2 separate regions of the Homo sapiens genome follow, and region 2 is linked to region 1. The links are chromatin loops, found by intact Hi-C in ENCODE. Cell type or tissue: MCF 10A. All regions are shown on one strand.

What was found. Peaks named below come from ENCODE experiments on the same cell type or tissue, not always from the same donor. Only the 100,000 strongest peaks of a DNase experiment are listed, where the experiment ranks them.
Region 2: it touches region 1 in a loop (5-fold over the local background); 7 of 110 quality-filtered maps call a loop at or near these places.

Annotation. Positions count from the first base shown.
Region 1 is chr1:220,523,177-220,531,176 of GRCh38, reverse strand. MARK1 (microtubule affinity regulating kinase 1) reads right to left here and starts at 3,041. Exons shown (of 18, transcript NM_018650.5): 1 at 2,304-3,041. The coding sequence starts at 2,354. RefSeq lists a silencer at 2,678-2,977. In MCF 10A, a CTCF peak has its summit at 4,692; DNase peaks (open chromatin) are centred at 2,716, 3,086 and 4,706.
Region 2 is chr1:220,367,511-220,375,510 of GRCh38, reverse strand. No RefSeq gene overlaps it. Among named protein-coding and RNA genes, the nearest start is that of RAB3GAP2, 99 kb to the right of the region's middle. In MCF 10A, no CTCF peak of the experiment used is centred here; DNase peaks (open chromatin) are centred at 4,970 and 5,270.

The DNA.
Region 1 (8,000 bases):
TACTACCAACTAGAGAATAAAGAGAGTCACCAATGGTGATTTCGTAGCCATCAGTGGTGGCCTCTTTGATAAACACCTATAACACCTATAAACCAATTTAGCCCTATTTACACAATGTCTTCTACCATACATTACTTGTTTGGGATTATTATCTCTTCTGTAAGCTCCTTGCAGGGAGAGACTTTATCTTAAACACTACTTCTATATCCCCTTCCCAACCCTTTACCTAAAAAATGAACATGCTGAGTGCATACTTATTAATTGACAGGTGTCATATAATAGATATTTTCCACAGCAATTAGGAGAAAATAAGGTGTGGGTAAAGTAAGCTAAATGGAGATATCATTATGTACAACACAATAAGGCACAAGACCATAAAAGTGACTTTGAAATAACATGTTCAGAAACAGCAAATCAGTTTATACAGCATAATCATTTTCAGAAGGTACTCACAACAAAATTTATCATACTATTATTGCTTAGCTTTAAAATCCTTTTTTGTGTGTTCTTACATGAGAAGCTGCATTTTGTGCTATTCCTTAATGCATATTTCTATAATTATATCTCATGTCTTTATGAAGTACCTTATTCATACAAGTATGAGAAAAGCTATACTATTCAAAATCTAAAAGAAAATAAAAACAATGTATTTTTCCACTCCTCCTGGGTTAACACATACAGTAATTTGCTAATAAAAACAAAGGTTATCATCTGTCATACTTTTCATTCACACTCTTGAATGACAGGCATTTTTTTAATGTTCCTGTTAGAAAAATTCTGTGCCAACTCGGCTTTAAAACCAACTCAAACCAAAATATCCATCTTTTTCTCTGAACTTGTTCAATCTCTCAATCAAAATTATGTATCAATTATATTTTCTAAAATAGTTATGATGCAAATGAAGTTCTAATTTATGATAGCAGCAGCCTTACACTATCTTTCCCATTTAAATGCACGGCGCTAGGGAAGACAAAAGCATACTCTGAAACATCTTCACAGGTCCTCTAACAATGGTCTCTTAGTAGAATTTCTTCTCTCTTTGTATAGTTATATTAAATTTCTGTGCTTCCCTCCTAAGATGAAATCATCTGTTTATACCCCTCCAACAACTCAGAAGTGAGCTTGTATCCTTTCTCTCATGCCTTTTGTCTAAGAACACCAAAGCGCTTCGTTATTTTATTTTACCAACCCCATGAAGTCAGTGGTATATCAAAAGCTGGACGGCTGATGAGATAACTAGACAGAGAGCTCTGGACAGCTGACCAAAACTTAGTACCCCTCTAGGTCCTTAAAATCAGTCGGAAAATCAGCCAAGCCCTATTTACAGGTCTTGAGTGTTTTAAACAAAAACAAAAACAAGAAAACCTTCCCACAAAGGAACTTGCACACACACACACAACTGTACTTTTCAGAAGGTGGAAATACAAGGGATCTTGTTCTTTTCGTTTTTCAAGAGTTTAAAAGCCCGGCACATCTGCATCTTGATAACAGCTCCAGAGGGCAATCTGATCAAAGACACAGAAAATCCCTCCTTTAAAGATGTGCACCTTGTGACACTCCAAGGAGGAGAGATATTTAAAGTAAAACCTGCCCTGCATCATTATCACTGACTTAAGGAAGAGATTAAAAAGCCCTTGGCTTCATGTGGCTTTTCAACATTTTGCTGTAACCCCAGGGCCATAGATGCTGTTCGTGAAATTCTTCTACTCATCCCTACTAAGAGTGTCACAGCAGTATAAACTCATACACAAACACGCACACATCTCCACTTCCATTCCCATCCTTCTCGCTTTGGTGCCCATGACCCAAAATGTGGACACAATGTTACAAAAAGCAAAGTCATGGGGCAATGCGGGGGGAGGAGGGGAGAGTGCAAAGGATTGAAAGATCCAGAAAAGCAAGAGTGTGAGAGGTAGCCGGCTCGTCTGCTATTGTAAAGCAAGCATTCATTCGGGTGGGGGCACAGAATGCAGAGGTAGAAATAAAGCAATCCTGACTGCCCACTCTGCCATCCCATTCTGCTTCTCTGCCCTCCATCACCCCATCCGCCCCTGGAGGACCACCTCCGAGCGAGAGGGCGCCACTTACGGTTCCCTACCCTCACCCTTGAGGGGAAACAAGCGAAATGGGGTTGGAATGAAGAATAGGGCTGAGCAGTGGGTGAGGGTCACGCCGGGCTCCAGGTGGAGACCCTGCCGCGGGTGGCCGCGCCGAGGCACGGGGGACGGCCCAAGCGCGGGTGAAGTGGGGATCAGAGGAGGGTCTCGCCCCCACTGCTCCCGAGGGAGGCTCCGGTTACTCACATTTTCCGTGTCCCGCTCGTTCACCGTCGGCAATGGCGTCCGGGCCGACATTTTGTGCGGGCAGCGGGGTCTGGCCGGGGTCTCGCCGGCCGGGCTGTGGTGCGGGCCCCGGGGGGCGACAGGAAAGGGGTGCGGACGCGAGCACAAGGCCGGGGCGAGCGGCTCCCGCAGGCCGCGGGGCGGTGCAACAAGCGGCCCCGGCGGGGGAAAGAGGGAAGAGGACGCGGAGGAAGAGGAGGGGGAGCCGCTTCCCGCGGCGGCGCCGCCGGGGTATGCGGACAGTAACGAGGGAGGGCTTCGGGCGAGGCGGTTGCCCGGCGCTGGCGGGGCGGCGAGGCTGGCAGGATGAGGCGTGGAAGGGGAGCCGGGAGGCGGTGGCGAGCCCCGCTAGGCTCTCCGGACCATGGGTGAAGGTGAAGCCGGTGCCTCAAATCACTGCCTGGCTCGTCCTGGCGAGCGCCTGGGCGTCAGGAACCGCGGCCCTGACAGCGTCACCCGCGCCGCGCCCCGTTCTCCGCCTCAGGTGTACGGCGCCGCCCGACCCAGCCGCATCCACGCGCCCGGGGCCCAGCGGCGGCGGCGCCCGATCCCCCGGCGCGAATGTCTCGGCTCGGTCCGCGCGGTCACAGCCACCGCCGCCGCCGCGCCTCAGTCAGGAGGAGCGGCCCGAGCCGGCTGCGCGCGGAGCAGCGGGCGCGGCACGCAGCGCCCAGAGGCACTTGGCGGCCGCCGCCGGGTGGGCGGGCGCCAGCCGAGGGGGCCTCTCCATTCATTCCCTCATTAGGGATGCGGGGCCGCCTCCTCCTCCTCCTCCTCCTCCTTTTTCTCCTCCTCCTCCTCCCGCGCTCTCTTGCCCGCCTGTCCCTGTGTTTATTTTTGTTTCGTGCCCCACCCGCAGAGTTTACGGTCGTCTAAGAGCCTCTGGTGGTTTTATTTTTATTCGTGTTTGGTTTTTGCCGGGTTGAGGGTGAGAGAGAGCTGATGTGAATCAGTGGCTTTTTTTTTTCTTTTTCTTTCTTTCTGTTTTTGTTTGTTTGTTTGTTTGTTTGTCCGTTTCATTGGAGAAGAATTGGATTCAATCCTACCCTGGATCCTACCCCTCCTTTTCTCCTACCTCGGGACTTTTACCATTCTTAAATTCTACTCCTCCTCCCCCGTTTCCACGCTTTCTCAATCCCTATCCTCGCCTGAGCCCTCTGTCAGTCTCCTTCTCTAGGGAGCCGTTAGGTTCAGGGTCACCCTCAGAGTTTGGCAAAAAGCACAGAAGCCCCTAGAAGCGCCAGCAGCCTAGGGAGGCGGCTGGAGACTCAGTACAAGTGGGTCTCAGCCCCCGACGGCGCGGCCTCTTCGGGAATGGGGCCGGCGGAAGACGTCTCGCTCTGGGCGCCCTGCAGCACCCTCGGAGTGGGTGAGACCCGCGAGTCACAACATCTACACTGGCTGATCGTCACTTCCTGGGACACAAGGAAGTGTCACTTAGGCGAGCCTGTTTAGGGAGGATGGAGAGCTGTGTCTGATTTGGGCCCTGTCCTCCCTCTTCCAGGTGGCTTCCTCACACTTCCACCCACCTGCCTCAAGACATCCTGTAGGCACCCGCGTCTGTAGTGCATTGTCCAGGACCCATTCGCCTTTTATAAGCAAGGCTGCATTTTTTTTTAATCTCATTTGAGAGCTTACATTTTGCACATTCAGCCTGTAGAACGAAAACCTTATCGTCTCTCTATTCTTCTTTGCAACATTTCTTTTTCACTTCCTTTCATGGATGGGCAGGAAGACAAAAGGAATGAAAGATAGGAGCGGATACATTGATTTTCTGAGCTGCTTCAGTATGCCTCCAGTGGAATTCTTATAATGGTGGGAAATTTCTCGTCTCTTCTGAATTTCCTCCATTTGAAAGAAGAATCCCTGAACCAGATGGTTTTTATCCTGACTCATTAAAGGTTGTTTCTGAAAAGTTAACACTTGACCCTTGAAGCATGGGTCCAAAAGACCTGAAAATAGCAAACACAAAAATCCTTTGAGGAAAGAAGCAATTCTCACCCAGTCTATATTCACTTCTAGAACACCATCTGTGTACTTATTTCTTTAGCATTTTCTCTTGTAACCACTTACCAATTTCACAAAGCAAATGAAAAAAAAAAAAAAAACAAGATCCCTTTGGTGGTCATCACCACTTCTCAAACAGAATTTAGGCAGCGGAACTGCAATGCTGCCTCCTGAACTATGATGTGTTACTGAGAATGTCAAGCATTTACGTGCCCTCTGCAGAAAATCCTGAATCACCAAGATACATTGAAGTTGCAAGGGCATAATCCTGTATTTTTCTGGTTATTTTCTGGTTAACTATTGCGACGGCTGCCTGTAGGGGCTGCCATCACAGTGTCAGCGGCATCACTGACTGCTGCAGCCACACAAGGGTACCTAGTGTTGCAATAGTACCTGAGTTAACCTAGCAATAAACAAGTAGCTGTGAAAAGGCGTTCAGCCCCATTGGAATATGAATCATTCCTTCAGCTGGTAGTATGTATTTTGCTCTTTAAAGTATACTCACATATTTTTCTATCTTTATAATCGTGGTGACCCTGACAGGCATATTTATTTCCATTTTACAAAATTCCACTAAGTTAACTTGTTCAAGATCACAGATGCACCAGGTTAATAAGATACAGAAGAAGATAACTGAAATATGTGGTGCTGTTCAATCTTGCACCAGTCACAAAAACCATAGGTTCACCCCATAAGATATAATGGCTAATTCGAGACAGAGCTTAAAGGAGAGCCCCAGATTCTGGCACAGTGGCTTCCACAGATTTTAAAGTGTCTGTTAAAAGCCATGGACAAATCCCTTAGCTATATTTGCTACACAATGCTCACTATTTCACATATTGAAATTTACGGAATATCACATAATAATAGGAAGGGATATTTATTGTTTAAGTCAATCCCCAAGAACACTTCTAACAGTGAAACTACATTCAAAGAGAGTCATTACTAGGTAGCTCGAATCCATAATTCTAGCTAGCCAAATTGTTTTTTTGGATAGAACAATTCTATCCAAAAGAAAATGCCATTCAAATAATCCTTATTAATACCTAACAATTTTAAGCTTGGTATGTAGTGAAAACTAAGTGAAAATGCACTTTGCCCAGGTTAAAAAAAAAGTCACTATGTTTTTCAAAAGGAAATACTGTCTGTCCCTATATGAGCTCTTCTCCCCTTAAAATGGCATTAGTAGATCCTTAAACATGGGAGAGGAAAAAAAAATGACATGAGGCATTATTGTGATGGAGTCAATACTGTTTAACCCTAGTCCTTAGAAATGAAAATGCTCATGAGCAAAATTTTTTTGTGTTACTATATATAGCTTCTGTGTCTGTGACTATGGAGAAATGACAAAGGGAATATTTTAAGGCTTTGAGTAATTTTTTTTTGGGTTATTAACCAAATGTGGCATGTTCAATTCACAGGTTCCTAACTTAATGTGTTAGGGTAATGAAAGTTTTGGAAGAAAATTGAAGTACTGACAAAACAAAAGGGAAATAAAGATCTAAAAGGTGCTAAACCTACAGTGAAAAGTGGGAAAAGAGCATTGCCTACCGTCAGCCCTATGGAGTAGAATTTTTTAGAACTACCGGGTCCAGTACCAGTTACATGTGACTACTGAGCTCTTGACATGTTGCTTGAATTTTTAATTTGACTCAATTTCAAATAATTTACACTTAAAAACCGATTTGATTCAGTGACTGAAAAAATTGTGTTATGTTTGAAAGTATGTTAAGTATATGAATCTACTTTTTCAACTGTAAATTTTCTGAAATCTATATACCGATTAAGTATTTCTCATGGAAATGTATTACCTGAATTGGGATGTGCTATAAATATAAAATGCACACCACATTTTCAAATAGTAGGAAAAAAAAGAGAGTAAGATGTCTCTTTATAAATATTATAACCATTTCATATTGAAATGCCAATATTTTAATATATTAGGTTAAATAAAATATATTATTAAATCATTTTCAACTGTTTCTTTTTTACTTTTTCAAATGCAGATCCTAAAAAATATAAACTTACATATGTGGTTTACATTACATTATCTCTCTGTTGGACAGTACTTCTCCATATGGTCAAAGCTGAGAATAAAAAGGCTTAGTTGCTTAAGAATCAAAGGCCTTGATTATAAGCTATTAATAATTCATTCTGTGGTAGAGTGGCACCCAATAAATGCTTGTTGGGCACCATTCTACCACATGCCATGCTGTGCTGTTCTAGGGGAATATTCTTCACCTAATAGTTAGCGGCAGTCAGTCTTACGCATTCTTTTTAAAGAGCAAAGTGGAAAACATGTTGAATTCATACAAATGAGCATTAACAGATTGCAGTCATTTGTAAACAAAGAATTTATCAAATGTGACAGATTCAGCAGATTAATAGTAAACTCTTAAAACTGCACATGTCTTTATATCATGTGCTTTAGATGTATCCAATGTCTGATAGACTTGGCCAGTCAATAATTATTTGCATACTTTGTTTTAGGTACTACAAGGCTATTTACAATCTTTCATTTAGCCACACAGGAAAACTACAGGATAGACAGTTCGGTAAGGTAACAAAGAGCAGTCTCAGCTAAAGAGAAACAAGGTTAATGTCCATCAGGAAAGAATAATCAGTCCTTGTCACAAATAAACTGGGTCCTGATTGCCTGCCTGTCTGGCAAGGTGAATTTTTATTGTGTCAACATTCACTACTTAAAATATAGAATCACTGAAATGGACAAGATCCTCAAAAGAAACGATATATCGTATTTTTAAAACTGCTTAAAGCTGTTGCCTTTTACATTGTATATATTGTCATAGAAGGACTGAAAAGTCCTTGTGATAATTTAACTTATACTTGTCTTCATAGCCATCAGCATATACATAAACTGTCAGACCCAGCAAGGGTCAGCTCAATGCTTTTTTTGGTTATGCCACTCCACACCTCACAAACATAACCTCCAAGAGTTGTTTACTCTTCTGTTTCCCACAAGCACTGTAGGTTCAGCGATGTTCGTTTTCTTGGAATTCCCCGAACACACCATATTGCTTGACTCCTCCGTGCATTTGTGTCATCTGTTCTGTCTTCCTGGAATGTCCTCTCCTCTTTTCTGCCTGATGGCCTCAGAGTTGGTCTTTAAAAACCTTCCTTTAGAAACCTATCCTGACACCACTGTTTCTCCCCACACCCACAGTTAATTAATCACTCCCTGTGCACTACCTCTGTACCTTGGACATACCTCTACTGTTGCTCTCCTTGCACTGTGTACCTGGCTGGTCCCCTATCCACCTGTGCACTAGGAAAAGGAAGGGAATATGTCTTATTTATTTTTGCCTAGAACCTAGCACAGTGCTTAGCAATTAGTAGATGCCCAATTTCCTAAATGACTTTTATTGACTTGTATGTTCTCCTGAACTTTCACATTCTTTTAAATTTCTAAGAAGCATCATTGAAAATATAGGAGAATTGAAAATATAGGAGGATAATTAAAGTCTACAACTGGGGGATATAAGAGTTTACATAGTATGCAAAGTATCTTCCCAGTAAATGTTATTGACTGGGTAGCAAAGTGACTCTATTCTGTCTCCTACAGATTACCATAGTGCCACTAATTTTACTGCTCTGTGATTTTACTGTAATTATTCATTTTTATCCATACAT
Region 2 (8,000 bases), 160 kb after region 1:
TGATCTAAAAAGTCAGCAAAATGTGAATATAAAATTGCATCAAACTCCAAAACAAATCTGAGGCTGATATGCTGAATGGCATTTTACTTTTAATACAGCTCTGATTCATGAGCCTGACAACTTTTTGAGGAATTAAACATGATCGTCAGAGCTGGGTAAGAATTTGCAGATCGTGTGGTCTGACCCCATTACTTTATAGCTGTGAAAATTGCCTGATTTCTTTCATACTCCTGAGCACTGCCTGACATTAAATGGTCAGAAGGAAACCCTGGGAGGTAGCCTCTCACCAGCTTGACACCAGTGTTAGAGCACTGCCCTGTTCCGCTAGACCTGTGGGGAGCAGGGACCACCAGGGAGCATGTGAGTGGGGCATATTATCCATGGATGATTAACTAGATCAGTTCAAGCACAACATTAATGATGCCAATGTCGTGGCTCTAAGTCTCATGAGCTAATTGACATCAGTTATATCATTTTGTCATGGATGATATTATTACTATTCTCTATTCATTTTTCTGTCAAAAATACTTGCTATGGGTCACAACAGGCAAGAGAATATGGCTGATTCAGTACAACTTTATGCCATTGCTCAAAATAGTAATTACAGTAGAAATCTGTTGATTTTTATCTGCTCTACATCTCATCTCACCTTAAGGAAACAGCAGCCCTTTCCTCAGTGGAACTCCCTTTCTGATGCGTGAAGTCCCATGGCGGGCCACACATCACAGTCCTCTTCACCCACCTGGGTTAACAGGGTGGAAATATCCAATCTTGGCCAAGCAGATTCTCTTTCCTGGGAATTTGGATCCTAATCAGAGACACAGAACTTCTATGCTGTTGCTGCTGAGTCATGCAGTGGTTGTGTCCCATGGTTCCTACTACCCTAGACACATAGTGATGGTCTGTGGGCTCCTATACTGAGATCCCAGCAACTGACCTCAGTCCAGTTCTCCCTGAGGCCAGGTTGCTCAACCCTTCCTTCAGTTTTCTCCCAATACATTCCTGTTTCTCATTTAAGGTGGGTCTTTGTTACTTTCACCCAAAAACCCTAACTGATACAACAACTCAACATGCCCAGTTTTCACTGGTTTTTCAGAGACCTCTTCTCTGTATATGGAAGGAATATTTCTATGTATGAACCATAGCTTATTCATTTATTCATTTAATGAAATGAGAACACACCATATTTTGACATAATTTCAGATGTGTTGAGTTTTTTATCATAAAGCTAACACATGCTTATAAAACTCAATCAATACAGCAATATACGCCAAGCAGAATGCTTGTCTCCAGTAAACTCATCTCTCTTACAGAAATAATCACTGCATTATAGAGTTTGATGTATATTTGAATTACAGTTTGATATACAGAACTTTCTCAAAATGGGATCATACTATAAACTGTTATAAAACTTTGTTTACTTTTAACAACATAACCATAATGTCTTTCCACATCAGTGTCTATAGATCTACTTCACTCTTTGAAATCGCTGCATATCATTTTATAGGTTGTTTTGAATTTAACCATTGCAATGGTTTGAATCTGTACCCCAAAAAGCTTGTGTTGAAAACTCAATCACCATTGTAAAAGTATAAAGGGGTGGAACCTTTAAAACATGATTAGTTCATGAGGGCTTTGCTCTTATGAATGAATTTAATGTTGCTATTGCTGGAGTAGTTTCCTTATAAAAAATAAATTTGGCCCTCTTCTCAATCTTTCTCTTGCCCTCTCTTGCCCTTTCACCATGGGATGATGTAGCAAGAGAAGCCCTCTCCAGATACTGGCCCCTTGATCTTGAACTTTCCAGCCTCCAGAACCATAAGCCAATATATTTCTGTTCATAATAAATTACCCTGTCTGTGGCATTCTGTAATAGCAGTACAAAATGGACTAAGACAAGGATGTTCCTATAGATAGGCATATAAATGTTTCTAACTCTTTGCTAACTCGGCAATGCTACAATTTTAAGACACCTGTGAGCCAGAACTGCTTATGAGCTTTTTGAAGAGGACTGCCCATCTGGAGGAAGAGAAAATAGAGATATCATCAGGAATATTTCCTTGAATCCTGGGAGCAAGGAACAGATTAGATGCTAAGTGACAATGGGCCAGTGCCTGGATATTAGGAAATTACCTGATAAGCTCTTTGCCATCAATCTATATGGGATCACTGGGTTCCCCCACATTTTACTGAAATTCAGGCAAGATTAGGAGTTGCTATCCAGGGTTCCTGCACAACAAATTGGATTAATATTTCAAGTCACATCATGGACACAGAAATGTAGTAACATGACGAGGGTTCCCTCCTACTTGCTAAACCCTTCTTCTGCCAACATATTCCAAGAGAAAGTGAGCTGCCTGCTAACACAGAAAGGAGCTTCCCACAGGGGCTATTCAAGAGCTGAGGCCCTGGATAAAGATTGAGAAAGCTCGAACCCTAGAAGAAGGAGGAGAAAGCCTGGAACAAAGTAACCGCAAGGTCAGGTGGTGTTAGTGTTCTCATGGGTGAGGCTGTGTTGACAGAAAGTTACACATGGTACCTCTGACTCCAGGAGTGCCAGCAAAGGAGGTCACAGAACACATCCAGTGGCAGCCCAGGGATAGCACCATTATGCACCTTCCTGTGGCCAGAGCCACAGATGCTATCAACAGGGGTCAGGTCATGAGCTCCATGAGGACAATGACCCCATTTTAATCGTTTCACTAAACCCAGAGATGAATTATTGTTAAGTGGTTGTTCAGTTGAATGTAAATAACAAAAGCAGCTCAGCCTTGGTCTACAAGCATCACTAGCCCCATGCACAATACCATGCTCCGGAGAGCCAGGGGTTATACAAATGAAATTGGTGAGAAAAAGTGGCCACCGATGGGGAAGCTTGGTCGGGGCAGAGCTCGGCTTAGGTTTATTTGCTCAAAGCAGAGGCAAGGCATGGGAGAGTAGGGGTACTTGTTGTCAGCCAGAACCTGAAATCCTGGGCTCCGCTGAAGAATTAAAGGAGGGCAAATGAGAAGGGGCAAGGCTTGACCTCGTCTCAGATGAACACACTCACACTTCCAGCATTATGGCTGCTCAGAAGCATCAAAAATGGAATTAATTTTCCTCTGGGAAATCTCAGCTGATTCTCAACTTACAGGAGAGAGGAGAGATAGCAGACCTGCTTTATAATCCCTCTCAGAAGTTTCTGGATCCCTTTTATTTCTGGTAAATATGTATAAGGAACTAACCAACAATGTTAGCTAAACAACAAATGGATAGGAAAAGAAAGTTCCAGAAAGTTTTAAATTGTAGAAGTTGATGTTCAGATTGCTGTCTTCCATACTTGGTGCAAATTTTCCTGAAGTAGCCAGTTAATACATAGGGCTCAGAGAACGGAAAGATGACAACTATTTTATCAGCAGCTCTTCAAATTGCCACAACTTTCCCCAAAAGCAGTGTTTATTACTATTCTTCTAACTTTTAACTTGACAAAAGACTCTTATATGGGGATCTCAAAGCTCCTAAATAACAGTGATGCTTGACATAAAGACAGTGAAAGGAGAGTTCAAAGCTTTGCACAGATACTCCTTAGTGCTTTCCATATCCCATGATCCTTCTGATGAAATCCCAAAGTCCATAGAGTCTCCAGCCTGTGTTACCACTTCAGGGCCTCTCCATCAACCTCTTACAAATATGAACAAAGCCCCTGGGCCCCCAGGTGACTGATCCACTGTCATATACTAGTTTGGCGCCTGGGCAAACAAAATGTTCCATGGCCAAGAGGACTTCTGTATCTAGTCCAACAACAGTCACACACTGACTGTAGGAGACCTTCCAGCTATACTGGAACCTCTGTCTTTATTCCTTCAGAAGCAGGGTGCACCCACAGGTTTCTGGCAATTTCTTACCCAAGGACCCAGGGCAACCTACACCCACCTACACTCAGGGCCACCTACACCACCTTGTGGTTAATCGTAAGGGAGCATGAAAGAAGAGCACTGCATCCTGCCTGCGATCAGGGCTTGCTTGTATTCCTGCTCTCTGGGACCACTGCCTCAGACCCCTCTACCTGTGGAACCCTGAGCCTCCGGGCCACTGTAACCTTACAGACATAGCTAAGACCACTGAGCCTTGCTATTCTCCTTGGACTTGCCACATTCTACCTACCCCATCTGTCTTATCTTTTCAGTTTTTCGAGTCCTGGATTCTCAGCATATTTGTCTGTCACCTCAGGTAACTACCTGCCTGACTTTGTTAAATTCACCTGAATCCTCAGACTCCCTGGCCTCACACTACTTTTAATCACAGCAGTGTAACCTGGAGAGGTGGAGAGGGATAGAGTGACAGGTGCCTGTCAGCCAACATTAAGAATGTCCCTTGCCCTCGAAGAGTCACTGGGGCTGACACAAACAAGACATAGCAAAATGAATTGGTATAGGCCAGGGTGCCATAGTTGAGGTCCAGCCCAGTTCCTAGTCTGGGGTCCCCTCTTATTCCCATAGCAGGGGACTTTTGATTCTTACCTGGCCCAGGCTTATCTCCATCTGCAGAGCCTATGCTGGAGTAGGAGAGATTTAAAGTATCTCTGCCTAATCAAGAGTCAGAACCAATCACACTCACACTCGCCACTTGTCCAACCTCGGGACCTAAAATTCTGCCTCACTTCCAAAGACCAGTGCCCACTCTGGGTCCTGTTTCTGATATCTGGGACCTGGTCTTCCCTGTATCTTTGCCCATGTCATGCCATTCTGAGTAAACCTTGTCACTCCCTCTCCCAGGACCTGGAATGACCAGGATTCTGGTTAATCAGCTTGTGTTCCTTTAATCCTGAGCCTTTCTTAGAATCAGAGACAAAAAAAGAGAGCCTGGTGTGGGTGTGTTGAGAGGGTGTGAGGTGAGAGTGTAGGTGGCATGATCAATCCTACAGTAATGTGTGCTCCCGGCCCTGTGAGCCTGCTAGCCGCTTTCACAGCTGCTGACTAATACCTTCTCCCAGCCTCATCTTGGGAATATGATCCCTTTCACATGCACTCAGTGAGTGCACTCGCAATGACCCCTTAATTGGAAGTGCCAGGACCTCTGAAAATAACCTAGGGAGAGACAGAGCTAGCCAGCCTGGGATAATGCAGTTTCCTAGCACTTGCCACTGGCTCAGCTTAAACTGACTCCATGTGGAAGATTTGGCTACTGTGCTTTAGAGAAAGTGCCTCAAGTCTTGCTTGTTTTTGACAAATGGGCTCCAGAGTGGCTGGGCCTGATCCTAACATTTGGTTTGCATTACACATACATTGCACAAATCTATCTGCCCTGAGGGAACTGCTCTCTATTTTTAGGGTGGCTTCAATGAGAAGGCAGAAAGAGTGAAGAGAGGAATCACTATTTGGACTCAAACATGGCCAAATTGCTGATACAGCAGATAATACTTGGGGCCGACCTGGTGATCTAGTCATCTTAGAGTTCATGAATCAAGGAAGGAAACGCCTGGGGATAGCCTAGCAGGGAGAACGGAAGTCAGGCTCTCAGAGACAACATAAGGAAAATACTAAGCCCGGAAGTTCTAAAGGGGATCATGGTTAATAGAAGGTGAAAGTTTTCAGAGTAATTTAAATATGATTCTAATAATGTAATCCCAAACAATCTCAATGATGATTTAAGTGGGGCTGGGACAAGTAATTTGTGTGTGTGTGTGTTTAGTTGATATTTGCTGCATTAAATTCTTAATGTATACCTGATACCGTGCTAAACTCTGTATAAACATTTCCACATTCAATCCTTAAGGCAACTATATTTAGTAGGTACTCTTATTACACCCATTTTACAAATGAGAATACTGAGGTTCACAAGGTTAATTGGCCAAGGTCATACAATTGGTAGATTTCCCAAATCTGGATTTGAAGCTAGACCGTCTGACTCCAGAGCCCGTGCTCTTAACCATTACCTACATGAAAGAGAGGCATAGTCCTGACAGAACAATACCAGGATGCATAAAGCCTTCTAGATTAAGCTAGAAGTTATGAAAATACTAAACAAGTTATATCCAAAACAATACTAACACAGTAAGGATAGGCCTACTTTTTGGAGGCAAATGGTATAGCCCAGGATAGCAAATAGGTTTCAACATGCATAACAATTCCAGTTGACGGGGCAAGGCTACCTGGAGCACAGTGTTACGGAAGTATCTGAGACAGTGTCCAGGCTGAATTGGAAAGAGTGCTGAGGCTGATTACCAAAATCTGTGATGGATGAAGGAGAGGGGAAGGATGGCAGATGTGCTATGTATTTGCCATTCATAACAGAAGTCCACAGGTGTCAGAGAGAGGGAGCAGGATTCCTACAAGAAAACAGGCAAAGGTTGAGATAGATATGTAGCCAGCAACAGAGAGGTCTAAACAGGATGAAAGGTGCCTGCCTAGAAGGTGGCTGCACGTGGCATTGGCAAAGTATGCACGCTGCTGGCTCTCCCAGCTTGCTCTTCAGCAGTCACCAGTCAGGTATCCAAGAGTAACTAGGAAAGACAGTATTCAGGAAAGAAATCAGGCAGTGACTCTGGGACTTGATATGTGGTCTCAAAAAAGCAAGAGCCAAAGGCTTGGTCCCTAGAGGACAAATCAGAGTGAGGTCAGCAACAAGGCTGAGGAACGCTGACAAGTGATGGATTTTGGGTCTGCAGATGTCTCTCCACGCAGGGTCTGAAATGGTTTTAGAATACAGAGAGGGGCTGAGCCAGCCAATAGGAATTAAGTGGCCTTGTTTGTTTGTGAAGCTTGAGAAAGGACAAGGCAGGAAGCAGTATGTCCTCACACCCACCCTATGAATAGAGAATGAGGGAGAACTGGTTTGGCAATCAGTCAAGGGAAAAAGGCTGGGAGGCTTTTGGTTGACCACTAACTTAAAAAGAAACAACAGCTAACAGGGCTGCTACGAAAGTAAATACAATCTGCACCAGCCCCAGTGTGGTGTCCAGATCAAGGGGAAAGAATACGTATTTTGCATTTGTAAAACCACATCTGGGGAATTGTGCCTAGGTCTGGACAGCCCACATTAAGGGGGCTGGGGCAAACTACAGAGGATAGCGTGATCTTAGACAAGGTGCAGTTGTAGTGACTGAAGCTGGGTTTTGTTTTTGTTTTCTGGTCCAGAGAACCTTTGAGGAACATGTTAGCTTCTTCTAGCCAAGGGGCTGACCTTTGGAGCAAGGATTTGACTTATTCATAGTAACTCCTGAGGGAAGTAGAACCAGTGGGTGACAGTTACAGGGAGACTAATTTTATGCAATAAATGAGGATATTTCCAACAATTAAGACAGCTTTCCCCTAGATTATTTCCCCACGGGCTACTCTCCAGCTGAATGCTAATAGCCATGGGTAAGTCTGGGGATCTTAGAGTTAGTCAAAGTAAGCAGGTTTCTTCATTGCTGGATTCGTCAAATCCTTTAATGTGTTAGTATGCTTTAAATTTCTCCAAGAAGCTGTCCCAAACTTAACTGACCACAGAATCAAACTCTTCTTTTATTTATTAATTTAGTTTTCATGACTCATCTCTTAATGTCTCCTGAAGCAAGTCCTCTGTGAAATACCCTTGAGAATGTTAGACTAAAGTCATCCATCCTATAAGGAAATGGGTCACTTTGTGAAGAAAGTGAGAGACCTGTCCCAATTTGAGCGGGTGTCCTTCAAACTCTATCTGAGAAAAGATTGTAGAAGAAATTGCTTCATAGAGAAGAAGTTTGCATTAGATGACTCTTGATTCCATTGCCTACTTTAATGACATTTGTGCCACAAACAAACATTTCCAAAGGAGGCTGAGTTAATTTCAACCTTAACAGATCCCTAAAATGATATAGCGGTCACATGTGAGAATATTCAGCTAGTAACACCTCCTGAGATTGTATAGGCCTAGCAAGAGTGTGTTTTTGGTATATGTGGGTTTGTAATGTTTTATAGGGCTAGTGCTGCCCCCAACAAAATGCCTTACCAAACTTACAGAACCTTCCGGGAGTCCTTCATGTTCATCTCAAGTTGATT